2 separate regions of the Homo sapiens genome follow, and region 2 is linked to region 1. The links are chromatin loops, found by intact Hi-C in ENCODE. Cell type or tissue: Caco-2. All regions are shown on one strand.

Evidence for each region. A loop is a pair of places that touch in the nucleus more often than their neighbours do. Peaks named below come from ENCODE experiments on the same cell type or tissue, not always from the same donor. Only the 100,000 strongest peaks of a DNase experiment are listed, where the experiment ranks them.
Region 2: a loop joins it to region 1, with 1.9 times the contacts of the local background. A loop is called at or near these places in 2 of 110 quality-filtered maps.

The regions. Positions count from the first base shown.
Region 1 is chr12:24,611,587-24,619,586 of GRCh38, forward strand. LOC105369698 (a long non-coding RNA gene) reads right to left here. Exons shown (of 3, transcript XR_001749046.2): 2 at 6,017-6,224; 3 at 3,771-5,919. Among named protein-coding and RNA genes, the nearest start is that of LINC00477, 31 kb to the left of the region's middle. In Caco-2, no CTCF peak of the experiment used is centred here; DNase peaks (open chromatin) are centred at 4,525 and 4,615; H3K4me3 peaks cover 595 bases.
Region 2 is chr12:24,693,556-24,701,555 of GRCh38, forward strand. All of the region lies in intron 1 of LOC105369698 (a long non-coding RNA gene), which reads right to left. Among named protein-coding and RNA genes, the nearest start is that of LINC00477, 110 kb to the left of the region's middle. In Caco-2, no CTCF peak of the experiment used is centred here; no DNase peak of the experiment used is centred here.

The DNA.
Region 1 (8,000 bases):
GTATGGTCATTCTTTATTAATAATTTAGCCATTTCAACTGGTGTGTAGTAGTATGCCATTGTGTTTTAAATTTCTGCAATGAATAATGACATTGGGCATAATTTCATGTACATTTTTCCATTGGCATGTTTTCCTTGGGGAAATATTTATTCTAATCTTTTGCACATTTAACGAAATTGAGCTGTTTGCCTTCTTATTATTAGGATTTAAGAACTCTGTATTCTAGATTTCGGTTCTTTATTGAATACATGATTTTTAAACATTTTCCCCCAGTCTGTGGTTTGACTTTTCATTTTCTCAACAATGTCTTTCAAAAAGAACAAAAGACTTTAATTTAGATGAAATCTAATTTATAAATTTTTCATTTATGATTTGTGATGTTTATATCCTAAGGAATCTTTGCTTAACTCAAGGTCACAAAAAATTCTCTAATGTTTTCTTCTAGAATTTTTGTAGTTTTAGGTTTTATGTTTGTGTCTATGATCCACTTTGAGTTAACTTTTTAGTGTGGTTTTGAGTCAATTTTGAAACTTTACTCTTCTCATCACATCCCTTCCCTCTGCTGATTCTATCATCTGCTTCATTTACTTCTTGGATCAGTCTCTTTCTCTGATTATGCAACTTCCAGGTGACAGATACTTTATAAATATATCGCTGAAAGGTTGCTGTAGATGGTTTCTGCAAGTGATCAAATTATTCTCCCTTCAAAAAGTTCATTGTAACTGGGAGAGTGACTACAGCAAGATGGTGGAATGGGAATTTCCAATGCTCTTCCTCTCACAGAAACATCAATCTGAACAACCATTCACATATAAAAATACCTTCACAAGAGCTAAGGAATTCAGGACAGTGGTTACAGCAGATGGGTGGAACACAGAAATAAGAAAAGATACATTGAAGAGGTAGAAAGGACAGTTTTACATTACTCATGTAATTCCTCCCCCAACCCAAGCCCATACAGTGTGGACTGACATGCCCTCCATTCGGGGAAGGAGAGTAAAATAATATCCAGCTTTTCTACACACTATCTTAATCTTACCAGGTCTGCCCCAGAGAACCCTAGTGCCAGGCTGAAACCTGTGGCCCCAGGCTCCAGGCCCACCCCAATTCCCAGCCAGTCCCCACAACTCCAGGCTCTAGACAGCCCCCACAGACCCAGGTTCCAGGACATCTCCAACAACCCAGGTGCCAGGCTGGCCTCTGTGGATCCAGGCACCAGGCCCACCTGCCCATTGACCCATGCACCAAGCCACAGTCCAAGGATTCCAGCAGCATGTGCCTATGGGTGGACCCTGCATTTGATTTGCTTGTATTTTGTAGATGGAATCTCTGAATTGAATGATTGGTGAAGGGCTTTCCTTATTGAAGTCTGTCTGCAAAGACTAGAAGAGGTGCCTACTTCTTAAAATGCACAGACACCAATGCAAGCCCACAAGAATCTCAAATAAGCAGAGAAACATGATACTACAAAAATAATGGAATAAAGCACAAATACCCAACTCAAAAGAAATGAAGATCTATAAACTGCCTGACAAGTAATTTAAAGTAATCATTTTAGAGAAGCTCAGTGAGCTGTAAGAGAACACAGACAAATGACTAAAGAGACTAAGGAAAACAACACATGAACAAAATGAAAAATTCAAAGATATTGAAACCATAATCAAGACTCTAACAAAAATTCTGAAGAACACAGTGATCTAGAAGAAATGAATACATTCCTAGAAACATACAACCTACAAAGACCTAATCATGAAGAAATAGAAAATCTGAACAAACCAATAATGAGTATGGAAATTGAATCTGTATCCAAAAACCTCCCAACAAAGAAAAACCCAGGACCTGATAGCTTCACTAATTAATTCTAATAAATATTTAAAGAAGGAATAATGCCAATGCTTCTCAAATTCTTCCAAAAAGTTGAAGAAGAGGAAGCACTTTCAAACTCATTTTATCAGGCCAGCATTACCCTGATACCAAAGCTAGAGGAGAACACTACAAGCTAAAAAATTTACAGGTCCATATTCCTGATGAACATTAGAACAAAAATCCTCAACAAAATACTAGCAAATCAAATGCAATAGCACATTGAAAGGATCATACACCATGATCATATGCAATTTATCCCTGAGATGCAAGGATAGTTCAACAAGTTGAAATCAATAAATGTAATGTACCACATTGCCAGGAGGAGGATAAAAAACATGATAATCTTAACAGATGCAGAAAAAGCATGATTTGACAAAACTCAACATGTTTTCATGATTAAAAAAAACTCTCAACAAATTAGGTATAGAAGAAATATACATTATTCCTTCTATATACTCAGCATTATGAAGGCCATATATGAAAAGCCCACTACTAACAGTATACTCAATGGTAAAAGCTGAAACCTGAAAGCTTTTCCTATAAGACCAGGGGCAAGACAAAGATGCTTACTCTTGCACTTCTATTTAGCATAGCACTGGAAGTCCTAGACTGAGCAATTAGGCAACATAGAGAAATAAAGGCATCCAAATTGGAAAGAAAGAAGTAAAATTGTCTCTGTCTGCAGATGACATGATCTTAAATATAGAAAACTCTAAAGACTCCATCTGAAAACTCTTAGAACTGATAAATGAATTCAGTTAAGTTGCAGGGTACAGAATCAACATACAAAAATTGTCTGTGGTTTTATTCACTAAAAACAAACTATTTGAAAAAGAAATTAAGAAAAATCTATTTACAATAGCATCAAAAATAATAAAATACATAGGAATAAAATTTTTCCAAAGAGGTAAAAGATCTGTATACTGAAAACTATAAAATGCTGATGAAAGAAATTAAAGAAAGACACAAGTAAATGGAAAGATATTTTATGTTCATGGATTGGCAGAATTAATATATAAAATGTTCATACTACTCCAAATCATCTACAGATTGAATGCAATCTTATCAAAATTCCAATGGCATTTTCCACAGAAATAGAAAAACAATTCTGAAATTCATACAGAACCACAAAAGACCCCAAATAGCCTAAGCGATTTTGAGCAAGAAGAACAAAACTGGAGGAGTGACACAGCCTGATCTCAAACGGTACTAAAAAGCTACAGTAACAAAACAGTATAATACTGACATAAAAGCAGATATAAAGGCCAATGCAACAGAATAGAGACTCCAGAAATAAATCCACACACTTATTGTCAATTGATTGTTGACAAATTTACCAAGAATGCACAATGGGGAAATGATAGTCTCTTCAACAAATGCAGTTGAAACACTGGATATTCACATGCAGAAGAATGAAATTAAACCCTTATCTCACACCACATACAAAAAATAACTCCAAATGAATTAAAGACTTAAACATAAGATCTGAAGCTTTAAAACTACTAGAAGAAAACATAGGGGAAAATCTTTATTACATTGGTCTTGGCAATGCTTATTTGGTTATTACCCCAAAAGCACAGCTAACAAAAGCAAAAATAGACAAATGAAATTACATCCAAATAAAAACTTCTGCACAGAAAAGAAAACAATCAATAGAGTGAAGAATAGAATGGGAGAAAATAATTGCAAACCACATATCTGATAAGAGGTAAACATTCAAAACGTATAAGAAACTCAACTCAATAGGAAGAAAACAAGTAACTTTATAAAAAATAGGCAAATGAACTGGATATAGAATTCTCAAAAACAGGCATACGAATGGCTAACAAGTGCAAGACAGTCCCAGCTTGCAATGGTTCAACTTTTGATTTTTCAACTTTATGATGGTACAAAAGCAATACACATTCAGTAGAGACTGTACTTAGAATTTTGAATTTTGATGTGAAATTCTTTATAATAACTTTATTATAAAATAAGCTTTGTGTTAAATAATTTTGCCCAACTGAAGGCTAACGTCAGTGTTCTGATCACATTTAAGGTAGACGAAGCTAAGCTATGATGTCTGGCAGATTACATGTATTAAAAGCATTTTCAAGTCACAATATTTTCAACTTACGACGAATTTATCGGAAGAGAATTCCATTATAAGTCGAGGAGGCCCTGTATATGATAAAAATTCTTCACATCACTAATCGTCAGGAAACTGCAAATCAAAACCATAATGAGATTTTATGTCATCTGTTAAAATGGCTATTCTCAAAAAGACAAAAGACAACAAGTATGGACTAGGATGTAGAGAAAAGGGAACCCTTGTACACTCTTGGTAAGATTTTATATTGATACAATTATTATGGAAAACAATACAGAGGTTCCTTAAAAATTAAAAATAAAACTAACATAGAATTCAGCAACCTTAGGTGCTACTTGTGAAAGCTGAAGCTTTGAGAATTCCGTGCAGCCTTATCCCCTTGATCTTGTTCAGAATCTTTTGTCCCTCAGTGGAAGACTAAACTGAAAAAAGTGGGAATGCCCTTTATACAGGCATGGAAGTTTTGCAATATAGGCCAGGCATACCTTTCTTATCATAAGTAAAAAGAGAGAGAATGTCCTCCCTGAGTCAGTGAGAAGGAATCTACATCCTAGCACACAGCGTGGTGCCCTTACAAGATATTCAGTTTTATAATCTGCGTTCTGACATAAGGAGGAGTTCATGAATCCATAGTGGGTGTCCCATCTTTTGGGGAAAGTGGTACTAACTGTACTCCTGTCCCAACTTTGGTTGCTACAGCTCAGGCAGTTTCTCTTGGTGAGGTGAGAGCCATGATCACAGCCACAGTGAGCTGCAGTAAGAGAAGAAGCAATCACTTAGAAGATGGCAGGGAGCAGCTCGCTCACCTAGAGGGACTTCTCAACAGCTTACCCATGGAGAGGATTATGCCTAGTGTCAACAAAACAAACTGAGCAAACACTGGATTTGAGAAATGTGAAATGGGTGGTTTACTTAGTGCAAGATTGTTTTCTGAAGCAAACTGAGAACAGGTCTGTATTTCTTTTTAAGCCCACCATACCTCTCAGAACTGGGAGAACTGTGATGAAGTACTTGTTTCATGTACTTTGCAACAATTTTCTATCACTGGATTCTCAAACCTTAATGAATCTGCTTGGACCGACAAATAAAAATGTAAAGCAGGTAAGAAGATTTTGTTGAAACAAAATAAGAAAACCAGATTTAATCTGCAGAACCATAAATTTACATATAGCTTTCTAGGACACTATCATATCGAATGAAAATACGTGGAGCAACCTCAACAGATCTTATATTTTTTTAAGAAAGACACTCGAATGCAGGAATCATGTTCTCAGCTTCTCCTCTGACCATCACTCCCAAGCACTTTGAAAGTTCAATAAATATTACTAATCTCCCTTGAGGTATACTGATCATAAGCATAGATTGTTACCGAATCCAGAGAAAATGGAGATTGACTATTCCTAAACTTCAGTATTCATACATTGCTATTTTTCTGTCTCTCCATTGGAATTATTTACATTCAGGTAATTCTATCTGAAAATAATGGATGCTCCTAAAACATGATACTAATACAAATTCCCTTCCAAGGAAACTGAACTCCAGCCTGTGCAGCTGAGTGAAGAAGAAATTCTTGCCATTTGAATGATTAGGAACTAATATTCTTCACCTAACTGGACCTTAGCCAATATAATTATTTAGGGCAAGATTGTATCCCTTCTTTCACATTGGTTTTATTGTGAGCCAAGGGGAAAAAAACATTATTCTAAACTCTTCAGCACTTTCCCTTTTAAAATAGTGAGACCATGTCAGAGTGAAAATAGCATGAATTAATAAAAGTTATACAGACAATAACACCAGATTTGTATAGACATATATAAAAATAATCACCACCCCAAAAAACAGTATCAATCAGAGAGGTTAACATTAATATATTTGAATGTTGAGATTTAGCAAACCATGGATCTATGGAATTAAAGCCATATAGCATCTCCAGAAGTTGTTTCATTTTATTGTTCCAAGTTAGGCTGCAAAAAGACAGAGGGATTAATTAAGTCCTATATTGGACAAGACTAGAACATGAATTAAAAGGCTCCTAACTGTAAATCCACGAGGAGCACTTACCAGCTGAAGGTCACGCTGCTGGTCACACAGCTTCGTTACTCACTTTAAACTGTAACCTAACTAGACGGTGGTGAGTCAGGTTTGTTTCCTTTCCCTTCTCCTCTGGCATCCCTGGGGGGCTTCTCAATTCAAAGAAACTCCAGGAGAAACAGGCCACTTACTGTGAATAATCTGAAACAATCTATAAGTTCAAAAGCAGTTGAAATTCCTAGAAGAGATTGAATGTTATAAGAAGAAACGGGTTAGTATTTTAAAGACAAAACTGCCCTTGTTTAATATCAAGAGAGTATTAGCGGGACACAGGTTTTACTGTAACTTTCATTATTTATTTAACTGTCTATATTCACTCTACACTTCAGGAAATGGAACCCATGCATTCACAGTCCAAGTAAATTTTAAAACAGTCTTTTTTCTTTCTTTTATGTCTTTCTTTTTTCTTTTTTTCGAAGGTAACAATAGCAGCGTCTGTACGTGGTAGTTTTCTACTTATGCCACAAATAGGCCAAATACACAGTATGCTTTCTTAGAACACCTAGACAAATTCAGTCTATTTCTCCAGGAGGGCAAGATGATGTGTATTAAGACACATTTCTTTAATGCCAATGCAGGAAATTTGTAAGGTATCAGAAATAAGAAGAGTGTTATACATGATGGCTGTAGGGAAAGAAAAAGGAATTGTTTTTTGCACCAGACTATTATAACTTAAATATTTTGTTTCAAATATATCATCTCTTAAAAAATTGTGATAACACCCTGCTGAGCCTCAAATCTACTTCCAGTTGTAGAGACAGACAATTGCATGTTTGGAACTTCTTTCAAAAAACTTTGGCTTCCAGGAACACCATGAAAATTTTACCCCCACAGGAATTAACATCTTTGAAAACATATCATCATTGAAAGAGAGAAAGGAGAGAAAATGTCACATTCTATATTTATTTTAAAATTTGTATAATGAAAATACTGTTTCTCAAGACAACACATGGAACTCAAAAAAAGTTACATGCAAGTAGAAGCCAAATCAGAGAAATATGTCAAATTTAATTCATCTCAATTCTAATATATATTGAGCTCTTTACTTTGTAAAAAGCAATGTTAGTGGAAAGGCAAGTAAAATACAATAGCTTCTCTCAAAGAGTTTATAATCTCATTGAAGTATATAAATGCTAATAATAAATCAAAATGCTAATTTTACAGAAATGTAAAAAAGTATTTAAGAATGTAAAGGAGAGATTTTTCCATCTAATTGGGTGTATCAGAAAAAGCTCTAAAGACTGAGCAGTAATTTACAGGATACATGGGATTTCAACATGCAAAAATAACAAACGGGGCCTGGATCAGGGGAGAATGAGCAAGTGACCAATGGGAAAAATTCTGTTTAGAAACAGGGCGGAGTCAGTCTAGTTTGGTTGCCAGAGGATAGAGAGATTAAGCGTGGAGAAATAACTGTAAAGGTATTTGGGACCAAATCTGGCTTTGAACATCTTTTCACAGAGTTTGGCCTACCTCAGTGGGTCATCTAGAGCCTGTGTTTGAGGCAATCTCATGGAAAGCCATTATCTCCTGTGCATAGAATATTCCAGACTGGGTATGGAGGCATCCAGTTTGGGGGCTGTTAGAAGAGCCTTGGAGTAAGATAAAAAATGGCATGAAATAGGGTGATGATGATAAAATAGGTGGGTCTAAATGATCTTGTGTAGGTAACATTGGTAAAAGTTTGCAGCTAGTAGACATGGGAGGCAAGAATAAAGGAGAGGTTTAGCAAGCAGTTGTGAAAGTGAGTCTGGAGCCTGGGGAGAAGGGTAAAGCGAATCAGGTAAAACTTTCTCCATATAAAACATATGTTTTCTTTAGGAATCTTGTTTTCCATCTGAATATTCCATCAGAGGTTATTATATAGCAGCATGAAGCAACCTGAATGCTGCACAACATGGGTTTTTTAATGAATCTTCTCGTGATTGGTAGTCTATTGATAGTATAGATTGAC
Region 2 (8,000 bases), 82 kb after region 1:
TTCTTATTGTTTACTTACCATCTGGTGAGAAGTGTAGAGATTGTAGGTGTTTTATTATTCTTCTCATTTATCAGAGAGAATAACATGAACTTGATGGAATTACTAGTGGTAGTTTCAGACAAGAGGGCTCACATTAACTTAGTCCTTAAAATATTATTTGGCAGGGCATACACTGAGAGGAGAAGGCTGCACTAGGAAACTGGATTACTTCTGATTTATACAACACATCAACATGTTTTGAACACAGTAGGTGAAATAAAGGTACATACCAGTCAGGGTGTAATGGTGAAAAACAACATGTAAACCATGATAGGTTAAGTCAGCGGAGGGATTACTTCTCACAAATGCTGCATACCCAACTTAAGTTGGCAGGGAGGCTCAAGGTTGCAGCCAATGAACAGCTAAAACTTAAAACATAGGTTCTAGGAGGTCTTACATCAGCATTGAAACACTTTAGTACAGAAATAACGTGTCCATTTTGCTCACCACTCATTGGCCAGCCCCCTGATATCCTTACCATCTAAACTCAAACAAGGCTAAGAAGTGACATCCTACCATGTGACCTGAAGACAGAGAGTTCAAAACAATTGGCAGACAGCACTAATGATGACCACAGTAAATATGTGTTGAATAACAGATAATTTTGCATCATGAACATTTCTATTATGACCTATAACACATATATGCTGAATGTTCTAAAATAATATTTTTCTGTCTTGAAAATTTGTAAACTCCCAAGAATATATGGAATCCCAGATTGAGAAACTAAAAGTTAAACATGGTCATGTCAGGTGATCACCTAAAGCAACTTTAAGTGCAAGTACAAATATGGTCACTGAAATTGCTTAGTAGATATTCCAAAATAAGCTAATTTTAATATTTAGAAATTTTTCATCAAAATGAAAATGCAAAATATAAACTTTGTATACAGAATTGAAGATTCCTGGGTATATTCCCAAGAACTCCCATTTGGTTATAGATCCCTATTTGAAAAATAGTTCTCAGTTAAAGAAAAATAACTAATGTTTACATATTAAGTGCTTGCCATGAACCAGACATTGTTCCAAGTGCTCTGCGTGAAATAACTGCTTTGATCTGCATGAGAACTATGTTACATAGATATTTGTTATTCATATTTACTTGTGGGGGAACTGAGGCACAGAGAGGGTAAGTCATACTGCTAGTAACCAGTTTTACTTCAATTTGAACTCGGGACATCTGGGTGCAGGGCACTCATTATTCTTAACCTTTGCACTACACTGCCTCTTTACATCTCAAGAAGTTTTTAAATTTTGTAAATCATATGCTTAATAAAATATTCCTATAAAACAATTTTATAGGCATAAACCATTCTAAATATATAGACAGCCTAGAGATTTTCTTACATTTGTTCCTTTATTTATTCAATAGATATATGTTTCCTAATATACGCAATGGTGATATTGACACAGAAGAGGGTGTAAGATACTGCTCATCTTTCCATCTACAGGCAAAATGAGATAGGTACACAATGATCCAGAAAACAAAATAGAGAGAGATTATAATATACATGCAAATATTTAGCTTATTTATTTATTTCTGGTTTATTAGGACCCTTCCCCTCCAGAGTGTAAGCCTCATGTGATGAGATGCTATGTCTACCTGGCCCGCCATTATTTCCTCCATGCCCAAGGGCCTAGGAAATTGTTGGTGTTCCGTAAGTATTCGTTGGAGTAAAGGAATGAATGATTAGCAACTTCACTCCTGGCTAGATGCCAAGCACAGTAGTGAGTGCTGTATGTGTTTTTTCTCATTTAATTTTCAAAACACGTTTTACAAATAGGAAACTTTAAAGTTCAATCAATTAGAAATGACAAAGCCAGAATTTGAACCCAAGTCTTTACAATTTTGCAATTAATACTTCTTCTGACTCAAAAACACTGTCTCTCAATGTAGCCTAAACAAATACAAAGTTCAATGAGAAATTGTTTTCTTCCAAGTTCATGCATGACAATGAACAAATCACATATACAAAGAAACATTTCCAATGACTCCCACCATTTTTGTCTAAAGCAAGGACAAGAGGATATATTGCAAAGCCAGATGACTAGATATTTACCAGTCAGAAATGTCTGAAAAAAAATACAGCTTGATTAGTGAATTGCAGTATGTTCAGTAATTAATTAAGAGTTTGATTTGTAAAAACAAAGCATGATGGCTCCCACACACACCATGTGTCCCCTGAGCAAATGAAGATAGAGCTTAATGCTGAGGCTCCCAGTTCAGCTAAGCAGTCACAGATGTGACTCAAATTAGAAGAATGAACTCTGAATAACAATAACGCCATCCAAATTACCAAGGAGTATGTAAAATTTCTCCCAGAAAAGCTGGAGACTGAGTCTAGGTCCAGGTTTGTGAGCTTTATATTCTGCTAAAGCTGATTTTTGGATTTGCTTGGGCCAGTGCCACAAATCATGGGCACTCTTGCAGAAATGAGAAAAGTGTTCTAGTTGTTCAGCAGAACACACTTAGCAAGAGCTTTAAAGTCTATAGTTCATATTAGAAAAACTGCCCGTTACCATTCTAGGGAAATGTGTGTGGGGGGGGGGTGTGTAAGAGAAGTGCACTGTCATACAGACACAGTATCTGGAAATAGAGAGATAAAGCCTCTGTTGAAAGTGGTTGCCGTTGTAGAAAGCAGAGTTTGAAAGAGCATAGTAGTAACATTTTGCTTGGTTTTATTTAAGCTTTGTTATAAGCCTATGTGTCTTTTTAGAGTACACCAAGTATTTCACATTGACAAAAAATCAAAAATTTATTTTTCAAAATGGTCATCTGAGAAAAGGTCACAAAATAAAACTCAGAAAAATTGTTATAAGAAATACAAAGATTACATCTCTGCAACCAAAGGTGAATTGTCCCTTAGGGAATTTATGTAATAAGTACAACTAGAATTATAACATATTTAAGGGATAAGGACAAAATATACTTTGTTACCAAGATACGTATAGCACGCATTTTAGACACTCAGCAAAGAGCTGTCATGAGTGGTCATTTCTTTTTCATTAGAAAAACAATTTAATCATATCATTTTACTTTTTACTGTGATGGAATGCAGAAAAAGGAAAGAAAGGGTCTACACCAACTCATCTCTGTCTCCTACTACCTATTACTAATGTTACTCAATTCCATTTCAGTAAATGTTTGGTGGCTTCTATATGCTGATCCCTTATTTTTGTGACTCTACTTCTCTGTCGTTGGCCAGGCATCCATTCTCCACCCTCTCAACCTCTCCCCATCTTGCCTTAACTACTCTCTAACTCTACTTTTGCAACCTGCTGTGCTTTCGCTCACTGCCTGTCTACTCCTTCCTTGCTACTTTTATAGCCATTTTTCTCATATCCACGGAAGACTAATGACCTTTGCTTTTAGCTGCTTCATCATGTTGGCATTTAAACACTAAAATGGTGTGATAGGCCTGCCACTGCGCAAGGGACCATGAGGACTGCCTTCATTTCTTCACTTTTTGTATCGTGTTTTTCAGTAATCATGTGGCCTCAGCTGACTTCGTAGGCATTTAGTTCACTACATTTTTGATAGACACATGAACTCAAAATATTCAGCTGGGGTTGATATGACCATTTTATGAAGAAAAGGAAGTTCGTAGACTTCTGGAATTTGTAAATAACATTTAGTCTCAACTGTGCCTTTGAAATTTTCAGCTGTAAGAAACGCTTTTGAAAATAGAAGACAAAAGTCCACCAGAGAGTTGCATTCCATTCTCTGGAGTTAAAAAAGTTCCACAATCTCAGTTGTAGGAAAAAAAAATGCTTATTTTTAGTGCTTTCTGTAATTTTCTGCTTGCAAAGAGACACATCTTTCATGACAGTGTCGTCATTTCATGGCCCTCAAAGTTTTCAATCAGTCTTGTTGACTTAAGCCTGGACTACCTAGGTTTAAGTGTATGACACACGATCAGATCAGTCATCTGGAAGCACTCTCTTTCTGCAGGTATCAACACCAAGTTACCTGCAGGAGGCAATTTTGCTTTGCTTTATAATAAAGATCTCAACATTAACTGATGCTTTGCTCTCTGAATCTCCTTTCACCTTTGATGGGAGCTGAGAGTCTCAGTAATCTCCAAAACATCTTTCTTGGGTGGATTTTTTAAATCGACAAGCCTTGATATGATTGTGCATGTTCTCATTTCTAACTTATTTTTAATGATAGAGATGAGCTGATAGCATATGTATGTGTTCTCCATTAGGCCAAGGAAATTAAGAGAGAATCTTATCCTCACTCCGTAGCCATGTAAAAATTAGTTTCCTTATTTTTTTGCCCCAGATGAATTCTGCATTGTTTTAATGAATTCATTCACAGTGTGAGGGCACACAGCATTGAAGAGACCTCAAGCAGTTTCACATTACAGACACTGACATAGCTTGCTAGAGATCTTCAAAGGCTTTTGTACTCTATTGCTTCATCATTTCTTGAGAAAATTATTTTTAGGCTGTCACACTCCCCCATTTCTTTTTTAAACAGCTACCAAAAAAAAAAAAAAAGGAATTAAGGGCAGAGGACGTGATCTGAACTATATCTGTTGTTTAAAAGATTAAATAATGTGTAACTGATACAGTATGCTGAAAAATAGATTTGCCTTATTTGTAAAATTACAGAAATTTTAATGTAAAATGAGGCAATTGAATTATCAGTGGTTTTCTAAATTTCTTTAGTAGTAGATACATCTTAATAAAAACCAAAATGTTATACAGGTGCCTAGTAAATAAAATGGAGGCTATACTAATTAAAATATAAGTTGGGGACTCTTAGAAATCTGCCTTCTCATCCCGCCTTTTGGCAATCTCTGGACACTTCTACGAACCTCTTAGACTAGACACTAAATGATCTTTGATATACATTTCCAAGACAAACACTATATGATTCTACTCAATTCAATTCAAAAAAATGTACTTGGGTGCCTAAAATATAACTGGAGATACAAAGATACATACAGTATCCTCCCTGCCTCAAGAAGCAACACACAATTCTGTTTTGAATACAGTGGCTCCTTGTACCCCCAACCCATTAGCATATTAAGCCCAAAAATAACCCACTGGTCTCTCTCCTGGAGAGTGTTATGGATCCCAGTGCCTGGTGCTGGTTACTACTCAATTAATTCTTACTGAGCAAACTTATTGAGCAAATGAAAGCATTTGAATTAAATAAGTGAGTTTCATGACTAAATAAAATAATGGGTAATATACTAAGAGTAAATGAAAATACAGTCCTAGGGAAATATTATATTCAATGCAATAGCTTAAAATAAATGTCATCCTTATAAACTGTTAAATCAAGTTTCTATATGGTTAAAAAAACATAATGAATGCCCTTCCTTGTCAGTTCCCCTACAACAAGCAGTGATCAGATACTTCAAAGGAAACCCTATCTTTTACTTAACTATGGAATAGTACTCCATGAGAGGAAATACCTGATTTCAACTGATGATTAGCATATGCCTTAAAAAATAGGGAAAAGGACTCTCAATGATTCTTAAATGTTAACTGTTTTTAATATCTTACTTGGGACTTTTAAGGCCTCTCAACCTCAGCTAATATCCTGTAACAAGAAATTCTCTAATATTGACAAAGCAAATAAGCAAATGTCTTGCATATTTTAAGTTGAGAGCTTAAGTATTTCTTTGCTCTTTTTTTCCCTTGTATTAGGAAGCTGCATTGCTTTCTTTCTACGGGAATAGTTTCACATAGCGACCTGTCCCAACACCTATGATTTGCATTGTGGACCAAAGGCCAGTGTGAAGACCAGAGCCACAGAAGAGCCCACCAGAAAGTGTGTGAGAATACTCAATGGTATGTTGAGGCAGTTTTCAAAAAAATCATTATTTTACATTCACTGGTTGCTGCCTTGTCCAGATAAACAATATCTCTGTCCTTTTGCCAAGTACACAAGTCATTTTTTGTTCTTTTAGGCTAAAAGGCCAATTTTAATAGAATTTTTTCATTTGGTTAATTCACTCTGGAAAGTAAGAATATAAATGACTTAAATGAAACTATATAGAAACTTACATTTAGAGAAATAAATGTTTATAAATGGCTCTTTTAACACAACTGAATATCTTTTGGGTATTTAATAGTTACTTATTATAAGGAGCATTAAAAGTTGGCCACAAGAGAAAGAGAAAAACTAACACTTTCATAGCTCTAGTCAATAAGCTTGGCTAGAGCTAACCCAAATGTTAGGTATATTGTACAGGATATGATAAATCCATTTAGAATCCACTTAAAGGATAGGATTTTGAAACAAAAAAAATTAATACAGTATGGTATATCCATCCACTTGATTGAATATAATAGTCATTTAAAAAGATCTTTATTAAAAAATTTGGAAAAAAGTATTTTTGCTAAAGGAAATTATTTCCACAAAGCCATTTTTATGTAGCTATGGTAAAACAGTTAATTTAAAATCACTCATTTAAACATCTTCAAGGATTTCCTGAATCAGACACTAATGACCCTGTCTATTCATCCTTCTCATCTACCACGATTAAAGGAGGTTTGACTTTAATTATTTGACTTGTATAGGTATACAAATAACCTCTGTATCCGGAAAATAAAATGTGTATAACTGTCTTCTGAAGCTGGGTTCTAAAAATATTATCACATCTGTCTTACAATCGAGTACTAAGAGAGCTATTTAAAATTTAAATGAGCATTTCCCCTAATTGAACTAAGAAACATAGCAAGGTCAGGCTTACTATCTAGTACATAGCCCTAAAAGAAAAATGGAAAAAGAGAAAGCTTAAAAAATACGGAGTTGCTGTCCTCTATATTTTTAAGGACAGAGGAAAATATATTGATTATTAGATAGAAAAACACATGTGTTAACTGACAGTAAAATAATATAACCTTCACAATTTTATGAGAGAAATCAGTGTTTAAGATGAAGATCATTCAAAATACAGCAATGTAGATCAATCAAAATGGTTTGAGAATACATCACACCATATACAAAAATGAACTCAAAATGAATCAAAGGCCAAAATGTAAGAGCTAAAAGTACACAACTTTTAGAAGAAAGCATAGGCATAAATCTTTATGACCTTGGATTAGGCAATTGTTTCTTAGACATAAGACCAAAAACACAGGTAACAAGGGAAAAAAAAGATGAATTAGACTTCATCAAAATTAAAAACTTCTGTGCTTCAAAGTAAACCATCAAGAAAGTGAAAAAACAACCCACAGAATGGGGGAAAGTATTTATAAATCATGTATCTGATAAGAAACTGGTATCCAGAATACATAAAGTACTTACACAACTCAACAATTTAAAAAAAATTTAAAAAGGAACAAAGGATTTCAATGGACATTTCTCCAAAGAAGTTGTACAAATAACCAATAAATAAAAAGATGCTCAACATCATTATTCATTAGTGAAATGCAAATGAAAACCTCAATGAGGTTCATACCCATTAGCATGGCTATAATCAGAGAGACAGACAATGACAAGTGTTGACAAGGATGTGGAGAAACTGGAATTCTCATACATTGCTGGTGGGAATATAAAATGATGTAGCCACTTTGGAAAACAGTTTGGCAGTTTCTCAAAAAAGTTAAACATAGTTACCATATAACTCAGTAATTCCACTCCTAGGTATCTACCCAAGATAAATAAAAATATGTCCACACAGAAAGTTGTACATTAAGGTTTATAGCACCATTATTCATAATTTTAAAAGTAAAAACAGCCCAAATGTCTATCAATTGAGTGAATAAACAAAATGTGGTTTATCCCTACAATAGAATATTTTTCAGCCATAAAAAGGAATGAAGTACTGATATGTATTATAACATGGATGAACCTTGAAAACATTATGCCAAATGAAAGAAGACAGACGCAAAAGGCCACATGTCATATGATTCTATTTAACTGAGGAATCCGGACTAGACAAACCCATAGAAATAGAAAGTAGATTGGTAGTTTCCAGGGGCCAGGACGGGGAGGGG